Linked DNA regions of Homo sapiens: region 1 is linked to region 2. Evidence: read pairs that join two places in POLR2A ChIA-PET (ENCODE). Cell type or tissue: PC-3. All regions are shown on one strand.

Evidence for each region. ChIA-PET counts read pairs that join two places held together with the same protein. Peaks named below come from ENCODE experiments on the same cell type or tissue, not always from the same donor. Only the 100,000 strongest peaks of a DNase experiment are listed, where the experiment ranks them.
Region 1: POLR2A ChIA-PET joins it to region 2 with 9 read pairs; 2 of 35 experiments call an interaction of 5 or more read pairs at or near these places.

The regions. Positions count from the first base shown.
Region 1 is chr13:66,534,096-66,542,095 of GRCh38, reverse strand. All of the region lies in intron 4 of PCDH9 (protocadherin 9), which reads left to right. Among named protein-coding and RNA genes, the nearest start is that of PCDH9-AS1, 230 kb to the right of the region's middle. In PC-3, no CTCF peak of the experiment used is centred here; no DNase peak of the experiment used is centred here.
Region 2 is chr13:66,631,306-66,639,305 of GRCh38, reverse strand. It overlaps PCDH9 (protocadherin 9), which reads left to right. Exons shown (of 5, transcript NM_203487.3): 4 at 7,895-8,000. All of the region lies in intron 2 of LOC105370247 (a long non-coding RNA gene), which reads right to left. Among named protein-coding and RNA genes, the nearest start is that of PCDH9-AS2, 190 kb to the left of the region's middle. In PC-3, no CTCF peak of the experiment used is centred here; a DNase peak (open chromatin) is centred at 3,595.

The DNA of each region.
Region 1 (8,000 bases), 97 kb after region 2:
TTAAAGGCTTCTCATCTGCTGTTTTACACAGATCTCCCAAGGCTTTTCCTTAACTCATTTTATCTATATGCGCAAGCCTTTTAAATGCAAACAAACATTGTAGGAACTAAAAATTAAAAGAGCCTCATTAATTTACAGACGAGGAAAACTACTCACCAATTACAGATAAGGAAAACAGTAATCAATTTACAGATAAACAAAACTCCAAGGAACTTCTCTGATTCTCTGGTTCAAGTAGATGCAGGAGCACATTTTCAGAATTCTTTCAGTTATTTGTCTATAACTGAGTATCTACTCTGTAGTGGGTCAGACAGTTTCCACCCGAAACTCATGTCCATTTGGAAACTCAGAATGTGGCCCTGTTATTTGGAAACAGGATATTTGCAGAAGTAATTGGTTAAGATGAGGTTACACTGGGTTAGAGTGGTCCGTAAATCCAATGCCAAACCCTTGGAAGAGTGGAGAGAGAAACGGAGAGAAGTACACTATGTGAAGCCACAGAAACACGCAGAGAAGATGGACATATGAAAACAGAGGCACAGATTGAAATTAGGCTGTCAGAAGCGAAGCAACATCAGAAACCACCGACAATTAAAAGAGGCAAGGAATATTTTTTTTCCTAGTGCCTTCAGAGCGAATATCTTCATGCTGACACCTTGATATTGTGCTTCTAGCCCTCAGAAATGTGAAAGAATAAATTTATGTTGTTTTAAGCCACCTTGTGTGTGGTAGTTTTGTATGACAACACTAATAATGAATATACTCTCATTACTCTTAACACCTGGAGGTTTCTCTACCTTACATTATTTTAGAAAAGAACAATGACACTTCCACAGAGAAACCTTAAATGACTTTTGTGCCATCTGAGAGAATATTGGGACTTTGTCTGTATAAAGAGGGAATGCCCCATTTTGCAACTTCCCTTCAGAGTCTTTTATAGTTATTAAAGTAGTGAAATGGATAAGTGTAATTTATAGTTAGAAGGAGGAAGGGATTCTTCAGAGGAGTTTGTTTAATGTACATCATTAGTTGACTTGAATTGAATTCTACTAAATCTAGACAAAACTTGTAACCCAATCCAGTCTGCTTTCCTAAGAGAATTCACTAACCTAATCTGGTGTGTGAAGTTCAATAAGTTAACTCCATTAGATTACAAATGAGCAGCCAAGGCTGTCAAAGATGTGGCCCTTCAAGGTGTGTTGCTCAATGTAGAGTCACACTGCAACCAAAGACTCATTAAACTGATCTAATTAAATAAAAACAATAACCCAAATAATTAAGGACAAAGTCAAGACCTTTAATGATACCTTAGCTTATCACTGATACTAAATGAATTTTAATTACCACTAATGGTTTATTGTATATCTAAGGCATAATGCAGTTAAAATCTGCCCAAAGGGGGTCAACCAGTTACTTGCGTACACTACGTACCCTTCTGGGAATCTGTATTAATTGTTCTTATACAGAAAGAAAAGTATGCAAAGTTCTCAAGGCATTTTCTGACAACTGTCAGCATAAGTGTGCATAAAATTTTAATTGTGTCTTGGGTGGCATCTAATATAAAATTATCCTTGAGAGCTTTTAAGAAACCTTTAAAATTTAGTTGCTATGTAAAAAAAGCTTAATAATAAAATTTCTGCTTATGGTGTTCATGCAGCAGAAGTTACCTTTAACTTACATGAACAGAACTGAAAGTTTGATTTGTGATTATGATAAAATTTAATTTCCTGTTAAAATTACTGTTTACAAAAGCAGCACTACAATGTTATATATTTATATGAGCCTACAATTTGCTTTTCAGCGGTTCCTTCATGAATATGTAAATGTGTATAAACTGCCTTTTTTCCCCAAAATTCAATATATTATTGCTCAGTTTTATTTAGAAGATTATTTAGGAATCAGTCATTAATATTCTAAACTTTGCCAGGAACAATGGCTCACACTTGTAATCCCAGCACTTTGGCACCTGAGGTGGGAGGATTTCTTGAGCCCAGGAGTTCAAGACCAGCCTGGGCAACATAGTGAAACCCTGTCTCTGCAAAAAAGTAAAAATTAAAAAATAGCTGGGCATAGTGGTTCAGGCCTGTAATCTCAGCTACTCAGGAGGCTAAGGTAGGAGCATGGCTTGAGCCCAGAAAGTCAAGGCTGCAGTGAGCTTGATTCCACTACTACACTGCAGCCTGGGTGACACAGCAAGACCTTGTCTCAAAAAAAAAAAAAAAAAAGGAAAAAAAGAAAATAAAAAAATAAAGAAAAATAGGAAAATATAAAATATGGATATTATTTTGGGTATCTCTTAGAAATAATTTTTGGGGAGGCAGCAAGGCAAAAAAAATTGTAAATGTTAAGCTTTTTGTGTTTACAAAAATAATGCAAGTATGTTTATCAGTTATGTATTACTGTGTAAAAACAAAACAAACAAACAAAAAAACCCAATACTCCATGACTTAAAGCAATAACCATTTATTTAGCTTCAGATTCTGTGGGTCAGTAACTTGGGCTGAGCTCAGCTGAGTGATTCTTCCAGCCATGTCTGAGCTCTATGATTGTATTCACCTCCCAATATTATGGCAGCAGAAGGGGAAGTAAACATGTCCTTTTTCACATGGCAGCAGCAAGAAATCCAAAGCAAAAGGGGGAAAGGCCCTATAAAACCATCAGATCTCATGAGAACTCACTATCATGAGAACAGCAACATGGTGGTAACCACACCCATGATTCAATTACTTTCTTCCGAGTCCCTCCCATGACACATAAGGATTATGGGAAATACAATTCAAAATGAGATTTGGGTGGGGACACAGCCAAACCATATCAAGATGTAAATGGTAACTTCAATGAAGGTAGTTCCAGTAGATTGTAGTAAGATGTTGAGTGAATATTGTTAAAGAGGTGAAGGTAGTGGATGTAAACTATTTTTCTGAGAAGTTTGAATCAAGAGAGAGAAAAATTTTAATTCTAAAATCTTCTATGAGCATATTAGACAGGTAAATATTGCAATATATAAATATATATGTACATATATTTTGTTGTACATTTTTGCTTCTATTTTCTGCAATGGTTTTAGAATCATGAGATACTGTGTTAAAAACATAGATTAATGTAGACATGTGTATATATAATTTATTTTAAAGTTTTGTTTCTATTTTAATTGTTCTAAAATGGGAAGACACTATATTTAATATTACGCTTCTCACTGAAGAATAATCTTCCGTCAAATATTTTGCTAAGACTAGACTCTTACACTCCCTGGAGAAAAATGCATTCCATCCCAAACCTGTAATGGTCTTCATCTTATGTATGATAGTTATGTGTCAATTGGCTAGGCCAAAGTACCCAGATACTTGATTAAACTTTACTTAGATGAGATTGACATTTCAATTAGTAGATTTTAGGTAATGCAGATCACTCTCCATAATTTGAGTGAGGCTTATTCAATCAGTTGAAGATTTTAATTAAAAAAAAAAAAGATTGACCCCCAACAAGGAAGAGGGAATTCTGCCAACACACTTCCTTTGGACTCAAATTGCAGCCCTTCCCTGAGTCCCCAGCCTGCCAGCTTGCTGTGCAGATTTGGGACTTGTGAGCTTCCACTATGTATATATGTCCTGTTGGTTCTGTTTCTCTGGAGAATCTTGACCATCACATTGCATTACACCAGGAGATGTGAATATTGAAGAATCGGGAAATGTAATTCAGTAAAAGGCACCATTCTTGTGAAATAATTTCCTCGAACTTTCTAGTTGTGGACAATGGTTATTGAATATTTGTCTATAAAAAGGTATTGAAAAGTATTAAATCATTGCCTTCCTGTGAAATATTATTTTTGTAGATGTTTCCCCAGTCTTAATTGCTTTCTATGTGCATGTTTTAATTGTTACCGCATCATCTTTCTTTCTGTCTCCATGAATAATATGCAGAAACCAACAGTGCAAAGCAGTAATTAATGAAAATATAAGTGAAACATTTGTATTGTCTGAACACCACTAGCACGAAAGACTTTTTGAGAGTATCTTTGTCACTGAACTAGGCTACCAAAGTAACTCTAATGAGAAGGGTAAAGAAAAACATATTTTACCTTTTTGTTTTCCTGTAATGAATTTTTGATTTTTCAGTGGCCTTAAAAACATAAAAAGATAAAAGGAAAAGTAAACTGATTTTTTCCCAGGAACAATCCACAATAAATTACTTGGAGAGTCCATTTGGAGTTTAATGAAAATTTTACTAGATAGTTTTTAAGATGAACATTTAACAAAAATGTTCACCTCACTTTGGTCACTAAACTACCAAAGCTAGAACACTTCCTATTTAGTGACTGAGTTACTCAGTGATCAAATGTGTCCTGAATTAAATATTTATTTAAATTAAAATAACTGTTTGAATGACTTCTGTGTTAATCTTTACAGAGTAAACACTAAAGCCTTCTTAACAGTCCAGAAAGCTCTGTGTAATTCAGACCTAAGCTCTTTCCTTGACCTCATTACCCCACATATCTCCCACGTTTCCCTCTGCTCCAGCACTGCAGGATTTCTTTTATTCTTCAAATGTGCAAAGCAAATTCTGCCTGGAATGCTCTTGGCCCAGTATCTGCATATCAAACTCCTTCATTTTGTGGAGGTTTTCTGTTTGGATGTTATCTTCTCTGTAGGCCTGTTATGCTACATAATATATCAACTGATCTTATTTCTTTCACCTATTTATTATATATATCAAAATATGTATACCAATTATGTGAAATATATGCTAATTAAATAGTTAATATGGACGATATAGATTTCAGGTTCACTTCAATCCAGACCTTATATCTTGAAAGAGTAACCCAATGTTCAGCACTCACTGAGCATAATGCATCATTGGCTGACTAATGAGCCCTGAAGACTCAGGGGTGCTCATGATCAGTGCGTACAATGCAACTAGTGGTTCTCATCGAGGCAGATAATTAGAAATACCTGAGCATGCTTCTGGCATTCCCATAAACACATGCTTGATAGCTATGCATTCAGTTATCCTCATCCTTTCCAAAATTGAGGTCTATTTGTCAAAACAGCAGTGTTGAGAGATAAATAAGCAAATTCATGTACACTTATAATTTTAATAATTCCATGTTGTACCCCCAAGGGATTTCAAAGAATTTTTTGAGAGCTTTTAGCTCCTAAAATTCGTTGACTGAGTCATAGGAAACTCATGAGTTGAATGCAATTCTGCAACTTTTTTTAATTCTTCAACTTGTCTGTTTACATATTGTTAAAACTGGTGTCTATCTGCTTTTAAACGCCCACTCATTTCAACTTGTACTTATAACTATTTGGGTACCTATTCTGTGATGATAGAAAAGCACGGTTTCATAACTTGAAATCAGTACTGTATTCATTTAGCATATACATTTTCAAAATATTCCATTCATCCAATTTTCAGAAGCTATATCTATTCATTTGAAAATTTTTGTAGAATTCAGTTAACATTTTTCTAATTTCTCCAAGTTATTCTTGGTCATTTGTATTTGTATTGTCTTGAAAATACAAAAATATCAAGACTTTCTTCATTTGTGCCTAGAAGAAAAAGCCACATTGAGTCATGTTTTCCTCACAGATATGTGATAATTGAATATTAAAATATACAGGAAGCATTTAGAAGATATAAAATAAGAACACAACAAAAATTTTCTAAAAGTGCAAAAAATTAAGTTTACTTTTAATGTTTAAAAAATAGTACCAAATGATTATGCCAATACCTGGTTGTTTTGATTGTTTTTGTTGTTGCTGTTATTACATTCACACCTGCATGGTATAAAAGGAAGAGCACTGGACAAGGAATCAGAAGATCTATGTTTGAGCTTCAGCTGTTGTACTCCCTGAGGTGTAAGACCTTAAATAACTCGCCTTATAAACCCAAAGAACATATTATTTATAATATAGAAGTAATACTTGTCCTACAACCATATGGGGTGGTATGAATAATCAATTGAGATATTAATGGAAAAATTGCTTTTTAAACTTAACAGATAACCTGTAAGTGGTGGGGAAGAGGAGCAGAGGAGCAGATACACGTGTGATCTTTAAGATAGCATTTGATAACTGATTTCCTCATTTTAATGATATTACAAATATAGCTAGAATCATTCAAAAACACTTTATAGTGGATATTTCTGGTTTAGTCTTTGAAACTTTCTTACTTCTGGTAACTAGCATCATATTCTTGGGGAGAAGTGCTCCCTCAAACTCCTATTTCAATTTTGTAGTTATAGTGGGGGCTGCCAATGATATCATATGGTTCTTGAAAAATTGGAGAGCATGTTACCCAAGCAGTGTCAACCAGAGCCTTTCCTGAGTAATATTTTAATTAGATGAACATAAAAGAAGAGGGATTTTTGAGATTCAAGTCTCTTGAGTCTACGATCCTCTAGGAAGCATAATAAGCATAATATCTGCTTTCTAGCTGGTAAAGGGGAAATTTTCTTGTGTTACATTCATAATCAATCCAGTTTAGTATGAAATTCTGGAAAGTGGCAATTCAAAACAAATTGATACTTTATATATAAAGTGGTATAAATTGTTGTAGTTGGGATTATGCCTGCTATTGCTTTTCTCACACCTGGTATTTAGTGGGGGACTGAGCAGAAGTAACTACAGCTGGTAAATGCAGCCAACCTATTAGCTTGTAATTCTAAGAAACTTTCAACAAGAATATTTGGAATTATAGTAAGATATTTGGGACTTAAAGAGGTTGCAGTGATACTCTGTTTCTTTTTTTAAAAAATTTCATATTGGTTAAAAGAGAACATTTTATTCCTGTATAATTCCCAATCTAGTGGTAAATAGCTGCAAAAGAAATGGGAATACTCAGAAAATGTTTAAAAACATTTATTTAACATGTAATTTACTGTTTCATTTACTTTCCATTTTCTAGTGTTTCATGTTCTGAAGAATATAATTTAAAAATTGTTGTTACTTTATTATTATTATCATTTTTATTAATCAGAATGTCAAAATTTTAGTGGTTCACTGACTTGATTTCTATTCACGCCACTTATACATGAACAATCAAGCAGATTTGGATCAAAGGACTCAGTAATGCTTCTTTATTACAGAGCCATTTAGTACTTTGGGAGCCAGGTGTATTTTTATACAATAAATTGAGGAAAAAAGGTGAGCCACTGTTTTATAATAAAATATGCCTGCCAGGTATTAATAACTATAGCTTGTGTCACAGTTGACAAGAGCTATTTTTGAATTTGTTATGAATTTCAGAATCTCTAACAACAGATTATGTTTCAAATATTCCTAGGGGTACTAGAAAAGGTTGTCGGCCTTGATGTATACTACATTCATTAGACAGTTATTCTGAGTCACCAGTTCGCATAGTTCTTATAAGAATGTGTGCAACTACAGTCATAACTTAAAGAAAAATATGTGTAAGAAAGAGAAAGGAAAATAAGCATACAATAAAAATTGAATTAAGCCATCTGCTGTGAACTGAATGTTTGTGTCCCCCCAAATTTATATGTTGAAACTCTAGCCCCCAGTGTGGTGGAATCAGGACCTTAGAGAATTAATTACATATTGAGATTGGGGCCCTCAGGAGTGGGATAAATACACTTATAGAAGGGACCCCTGAGAGCTGTCTTGCCCTCTTTCTGCCACATGGGGATACAAAGATAAATCAGCATTCTGCACACTAAAAGAGAACCCTCACCAGAACCCAACGATACTGTCACCTTGATCTCAGACTTTCAGCCTTCAGAACTGTGAGAAATAAATTTCAGTTGTTTATAAGCCACCTAGTCTATAGTACTTTGTTATAGCAGCCTGAACTAAGACAATAACTTTAAAAAGAAACAACTCAAAACAATCCATCTTTATAAAACTAGAGTTTTCACATTCTTCTGACTCTTTACAAAAAAATTTCCTGACTTTTAGTCCTAGAGAATATCTGCTACCTTCTAAGTTATATTGTTATATCAGTGTGACATGGTAGCTGGGGCTAGCTGCATTTTCAGTTGT
Region 2 (8,000 bases):
TGAGTTTTCCACACACATAAAAACAAGTCTCCACAACTAAGCATGCAGTTGAGTAGTAAGTTAGAACAAAAGCTGACAGCTCTATCCTCAAACAAAGCAGTTGCTTAGCGGCAAACAGCAAACTGGTTAAAAGAGCAGTAAGTAGAGTGCAGACAAACTCCCCCATTTCCTCTGAAAATACTGCTTGACTTTAAATGGCCAGTTATCATCTGCACCCAATTTCTACTTTATATAGCATGCATAAAACTAGGAATCAAAAAATTTATTTTGAAATTGCTGACACCTTCACATTCATCAAATAGGATCAGTGAAGTTGTTGCTTATTTTTCTCAAACACAAACTGAACCTTCCCATTTGTCTCCAAATCTTCTAAAATGTAAAAATTCAAAGAGGAAAGGAGGAAAGGCTGACAGCTAGTGGAATGTTATCATGTTTCACTTTGCAACTTCTAAAACAGGGCAGGGCTCTTAAAAGTTATTATGGAGGAGACAGGTAACTTTTCCCGTGAGAAATCACACTGAAGGATGGACAATAATATTTCGTTTCTACTCTGTCCCCTTTAGATTTCATACGTTAATTCCAGTTAACTCATCTTCATTCAGTAAATAAATATTTACTGTAAGCTCATAACATGTCATGTGTATATGTTCCTCATAAAAAATTGCTAGTTTTGATTTCATCAATCGTTATTTGAGGTTGTTAATATTTTTGTAACTCTCTAGATGAAAAAAAATTGCTCATTAAGACATGCAAAATTCACAATTATTCTGTTTTTGAGTCCAGAATTACTCTAGCAGTCTTTGATACTTTTCTATTCCTTTTATTTTTTATGTTCACAAATTGGCAGTAAATTTTAATTTATGGCTGGCAACAGATCTGCAGATTGTTTTGGCATAAACTCAGAATACAGTCCCTTCGCCTTTTTTTTCTTACCTAGATTTCTACTGATTAATACAGTGAAAGTCTCCCATTCACACACTGACCTTGCCTAAGTCTGCATAGTTTGCAAGAATTAGAAGAGAATGACATTATGAAAAGGTGACACAGCTGCTGGTCAAAACAATCCTCAGGACTGATGGCAAGGAGCTTAATGAAATTCTACTTTTTAGAATATGATCTTATTTAGGAAGTTGTGGAATATAGTATTTGTCTTGTTCACCATTGTAGTATTAGCAGCTCGAGTAGTGTCTAGAATATAATGGTACTCAATAATTATTTAAGTGAAGAGATGAATGAGCAATGCTAATACCTTTATATTGGAAATCAGAAATTGTGGTTTTTAGTTTGGTTCTCTCATTGAAACCTATATAGACAAGTCACTTTACCTTACTTCCTTGTCTAAAAAAATGTAACATACTAAAATAGAAAATTAAATTTCTTTTTTTTTTTTTTGAGAAGGAGTCTTGCTCTCTCGCCCAGGCTAGGGTTCAGTGGCATGATCTCGGCTCACTGCAAGCTCCGTCTCCCAGGTTCACGCCATTCTCCTGCTTAAGCCTCCCAAGTAGCTGGGACTACAGGTGCCTGCCACCACACCTGGCTAATTTTTTTGTATTTTTAGTAGAGACAGGGTTTCACCGTGTTAGCCAGCATGGTCTCGATATCCTGACCTCGTGATCCACCCACCTCGGCCTCCCAAAGTGCTCGGAATACAGGCGTCAGCCACTGTGCCTGGCCAGAAAATTAAATTTCTAAACAATTTCCCACTCAAAAAAGGATGTGATTTCTACATTAGTGGAGCCATTTTAACATAAGTACTTCCAATAAACAGCATAGAAAATTAACTCAGTTTTTGAGTTACAAATGATAAAATGACTCATAAAAAATTCTCAACTCATAAAGTATTTTATTTATTACCACTAGAAAAGTGCTTTATAATTTTATCTGTCAAAACTATTTATTATTCTTGAGAATGAACACACATAGGTACTAGTAATTTCCATAAATCATAAGTTCAGAAACCTTAAGGTTTAAGTCTCATCTTTCAAACATGAATGAAGTACATGTGTGTATTAATATTTGTTACCCTTAAGTCGAGTCTGCAAATATTCAGAGCAATAGCAAATTAGGCCATAACCATAGATTGCTTTTTGGGTCCCATTTACTTTACTTTCTAAACCACAATGAGTTTTGGATTTTATTAAGAGGAAATGTGTGCATGCATTGATTTAAGATGGTAAGACCGTATTGAGGAACTTACCATAGACTATCTTTATGACAGCTATTTATAAATTACAATTAAATTGTGTTCTTATAAAAATAAGAAAGTTCAAAATATTTCTAGTGAATATTATAAGAAATATGTGTATTAAAATGCAGTTTCCAGTCTCTATATTTTTTAACCCTCTTTGGAATGATTTCCTTTGCTACTTTGAGAAGAGATATATATGAAAATATTTCAAATAAAGAAAAATCAAATCTTTATTGGATTTATGCAGAGATATAGCAAAAACATGTTTGAATATAAAATTTTACCATGGTTTTGTATTTTAGTTCATCATAAGTACTTTCTTGATGGTATGTGTGTTTGTGTGTGTGTGTATGTATTTAGCAATAGATAGATACATAGATACATAGTTAGAATGATAGATAAATAAATGACATATTATTGCTCAAGCATGGCAAGGGAATTAAATCAAAATTAGGTACAATGTTTCCACGAGAAGATATTTAAAGAATTCTCTATACATAAAATCATATTTAAACAATTACAAATAACTTTTTGTTTCTATTTTCATAATATCAATGTATAACATTCCATTGGACAATAATTATTTTAAATGTCTGTCATTAATTAGATAATTGGTTTATTTAGTTGGTAATAATTGGCTTAGTGCTAGATTCATGTTGTTATCATGTTACTTGAGAAGGCAAGGATCTTTAATTGTGATGATTAAAAAACTACGTAAAGAAAGTGAAGAATGGAAGTTAGAATAACAGAAAAGAGATCAGAAGATTGTTTGGCATACCTTAGCTCAAGGGAAAACCCATATACCATATATCAAATGTTTCTGTTCTTCTGGATTAAGCTCTAATTTTCTATAAGTGATGAAGATAAACAATTAAAAATTGGGATATGTTTTATTATTACAAAGATAATGTGTTGAAATTTTAGTGTGGTCAAAATAATAACATTTTTGAATATCATAATCACATGACCAAACAATACTACTTTAAACACTTGGTATATGTGTGGTTGGAAATTAGCTTATGCAGATTCACACATACATACACATTAACAAAAATGCAATTCAATTTAGCAAAATATTTACTAACTTGATTTTTAACTTTAACAATAGATTATACATATTTTCTATGCTAATACATATTAATTGACATAACTGTAAGTATTGTCAATACTTAACACAACTATATGGTGTGATCTTTACAGGATATTATATAACTTACTAATCATCTATTAGACATTTTACTGTTTTCTTACCTTTAGACTATTTTATGCAGAAAACAATGACATTTACCACCAAATCCTTGCACATAGGAATGTCTGTAAATTCATAAGACTGAAATAGTAGGCTTGAATGTGAGTCATTCACTTGTGAATGCTATTGTATACCAGTAAGAAAAACATAAGAGAACCATTCAAGCAATGATTGGGATTTCTTAGGTGACTCATTCTTTCAGTGAGTCTTGAAGAACAATGCTCAGTGCAGGACATGTACATCTTCATTAGGCATCTCGAATGTTCCTTCTTTTGCTTTTCTTCTAAGCTGCAAGAAAAAAGTATTGTAGAGGTTCTTGGTGATATTTCTCAAACCCAACCAGTGTGTCACCTTCTGACTTTCAGGACCCTGTCTCTACACCCCCATGTGTGAACACATGGCACTATTAATTGTGTAGAGTAGAATTTCTGATACAAACTTTGCCTAATCAGAATTCATAGTGGCAGTCCTGACAGAAAATAAAGTGTGGAAGCCTTAGTAGTTACTTCTTTCATCCTATTCTTTCTCAAGCCAGCCAGAAATCTGTATATAACCTGTCAATGATAAATCAGGTAAACAAATGTGACATGCAAACAATTAACTGGACAGAGGCAATAATAATAAAAATATTTCCCACAGGATAAAATGGAATGGGTAAGAAATAGATTTAGGAAAACAAAATGTAACTGCCCAGCTCTGGAGAGGCTGAAGGAGTCTCACTGTAATATGTGTTGTCCCTCTTCAGCCAGTCAGGATTTGACTACATTTATAACCCAGACTGAGCTTATTTCCATAAAGATGAATCAAAATGCAAAATTTTTGGAGGCAGTAAGTAAACACTTTTTCCTCTGAATATACCATTATATATGTACTGGAAGGATAATGGGCAACTCTTCACTTTCTCCAGGAAGAAAACATGTATTCCTGGTTTTTAGTCTTTCCCACCCCACACTAAGAGCTGCGTCACCTCAGAGAAGGCCCTGAATTGACAAGATCAATAGGTTGCATGGTGAGGCATGCCAAATTCTGTGGATCACATATTTCACTTGTGAAAGAACAATACTTTTTTGGAGGGGGTGGGGGATAAGGGAATCACATCTTTAAAACCAGCCAAATATTGATAGACCATAAGCTTTAAAAATGTAGTTTTAAATTTCAATAATTATAGCTACTTTTTATTGACTATCTCCAATGTATCAAGTATTGCATAGCAGGAACACTATCTACTATGTGTCATGTATTGCATACCAGGAACACTATTTTTAGCCTTTCAACACTTCCACAGGCAAGGTATTATTTTCTATTTCTCAAGGCCAGGAACTCATTCAACAGCCATGAGGTCTGGTTCTGGCTTCTTTTTAAATTGGTGCTCTGCAGTTCAACCTGAGCAAGTACTACTGAGCCCTTAAACACAACAGAAATCCTTGTCTCCTACACCTTATTGGTCTTTGTTTTTCTGCATGTCAATTTATTCAGTTCATCTCCTTACATCTGCCCTGATAGTTCAGACATTCTTTTACTTGCATCAATCATTATGATGATAAAGATGGGTTTGTTTCATCAATTTGCTTCATACCGTAATATCCATGTACTGATTCTTAATCCATACACATCACCACTCTCCCTCCCATCAGACTGATAGATTGTGCACAAATCTGCCAATTAAGACTTAAACATCTGAGTCAAATTAATTCAGAAAGATTTTCATAAGCCTCCATAGTTTAAACATTATATCACTCCAATTTACAGTGTCTAATTGCAAATAATTTATAGTAAATTTACATTTTTCTTATTCTCACTTATAAAGTGCTAAAGAAAAATAGTGTAGTGTATGTGAAACAGACTCTAATAAGCTATATTTGAAATAGTTTTGGAAAACAATGTTTTAGTTTTTCTTTTCAGTGTAATCATTGTACCAGGTATATAGTAGATGCTCAATAAAAAATTGTTACAAGGACCACCTGCAAGAACTGCAGGATTAAGGTATAACTAGTCGTGCATATTTAAACATTCATTATGAGGAAGAAATATCGTCATTAAAACAGTGTTAACTATGTTAAAAAATCTCACAGATGTATTTTTTTCTTTTTTACTTCTGTCTTTCAAATATATACTTCTTAATGGCTTAAGGGACTTCCAGAAATGCTTTACGAAGATTCAAGAATCATTTGTTTCATTGCTTTTCTCTTAAGACTTGACTTCTTTTTACTCACCAGAGTTAAGAGGTATTCCTCAAGAGATAATACCAAAGACACATTAAAATCTAGGAGTTTTCAGTAGATCAGTCACTGTAAAAGCTATGTTTGACAGTCATCCATAATAAGCACTGTGGTTCCTAGTACAGTCTTTATCACAAAAGGATATTGATAGATTGAGGGCATATTGAAACATAAATGGCTAATATTTGTATTATTGGTTTTCCCTGAAGAGTTAAATATATATAAGAGAGTAAACACTACAATAAATAAACATGGTAGCATGATCTTTCTTAGCCAGGAAGAAATACATTTCAGATATTAATATTCAAGCTTAGCTTGCCTTTTCTATAGCACTCACCTAGGCACGTTTCAAAACCTTTGAGAAGGGAATGATGTTCTTGAGATACATGTGCATGAAGGTGAAATGTGTTACAATAGAGGCAATTAGTACCATTTATGATTATAGTTTTTGTGATGTTGGCATCAGTTCATTAAAAATGTACTGAACTATCAACTCATTTCACACAGATCATTGAACAGCAGTAAAGTGATATCATCTCTACTCCATTATGACTCTGAATTGGATTTGAACCAGTGACTCACAGGATATAGGCTGTCTTCTGTTGTCAGTCTATAAGTATGCATTCATACAGTTTCAGTATACCTATCTATACTATTTTGTTTCTAACCGCAATCCTTTTTCTTTGAAATGGATACAATCTATAAATTGTCTCTTGAAAAGCACAAATTTTAGGTACTAGAAAATGATTATATTGTACATTATATACTTGTATATTATATATTTTTTAATATATACATTCATCATTTTATTAATTCTGAATTTAAGTGGTCATATGTAGCATGGTATCGAAAGGTCTTTTGGCTGCTAGGCAGAAAGAAAACTAGGTTTATTCAAATAGCGCAAATGTACTACTCTCATACAATTCTCTAAGGCCTAAATCTCCACCCCACATAATTATAAATATTCTCAGAGATCATAGCAGCTAAAAGAGCATTTTCCAAGAGAACTAAACCAATCTGTGCTGAGGAAACATTAAAATGTATTATTTTTTATGAGAAAACTTTTTTGGTAAACATGACAATGTATTGAAGTTACCATGTATACACTTTAGGTCACATCTGAGAGTGACATTGTGCACATAGATACCAAAGTGATATTCCAAATACCTTTCAACTAGGATATTCTATTCTACTACCAGTGTAGCCAAAGATTAGAGTGATAGCTGGGTCAATGGTCAAGAATAATTTCTAATTTAATCTCTTTTAAAATATAGTCTTCTTTTTATGTATATCAATAGCAATTGCATAGAACTTCATTATTTAAAATACTAATTTTAGCACAGCTAGTTCAGTCAGTCGATCCTGAGACTCTTCAAATAATAACTTTAATTAATTATTCCAGTATTGCTTTAGGGACACTTACATGGGTACGGTGTCCTTTAAAAATAGCAGGTGGGCTGGGCATGGTGGATCATGCCTGTAATCCCAGCACTTTGGGAGGCCAAGGCGGGCGGATTACCTGAGGTCAGGAGTTCAAGATCAGCCTGGCCAACATGGTGAAACCCCATCTCTACTAAAAACACAAAAATTCAGCCGGGCATGGTGGCATGCGCCTGAAATCCCAGCTACTTGGAAGGCTGAGACAGGAGAATCGCTTGAACCTGGAAGGCAGAAGTTGCAGTGAGCCAAGATCGCGCCATTGCACTCCAACCTGGGCAACAAGAACGAAACTTTGTCTCAAACAAACAAACAAACAAACAAAAAGGAGGTGGTACTGTAGGAAATATGTTGACTACAAATGTTACCCTAAAAACATCAAGTAAGCACAATGTCTGGTCATTCAAAAGAAATGAAATATTGCATTTTCTAAGTATTTATTTAGATTTATCAAAAGCATATTTGCATATTTCATCTTATTTAATTTTTTTCTGTAATTTTGTCGACAGTATAAGTTTTGTTTAGTTTTGTTTTGCCTTTCTTGTTACACTTTTCAAAGCCCCAACTTTAGTTTTAAGGTCGTGAATTATACAAGATTGAAATTCTTTTTGGTATTTTGCTGGTTGGCCATTACATAGTAAATGGCAAGTAATTAATACTTGTTCTTAGCTTTGTTCCTAGTTTGGTTTATTTTGCTTTTACATTGTGTTACTTGTTGAAAGTGTTTTGATTTTGTGTTCCACTAGGCCTGTTTTATTTGAGAGGAGTGTTAATCAGCATGTCCTGTGGTCTTCTTTGTAGTCGCAGCGCCGTGTTACGTTTCATCTCCCTGATGGCTCCCAGGAAAGCTGCAGTGACAGTGGTCTAGGAGACCATGAGCCGGTGGGTAGTGGAACCCTGATCTCAC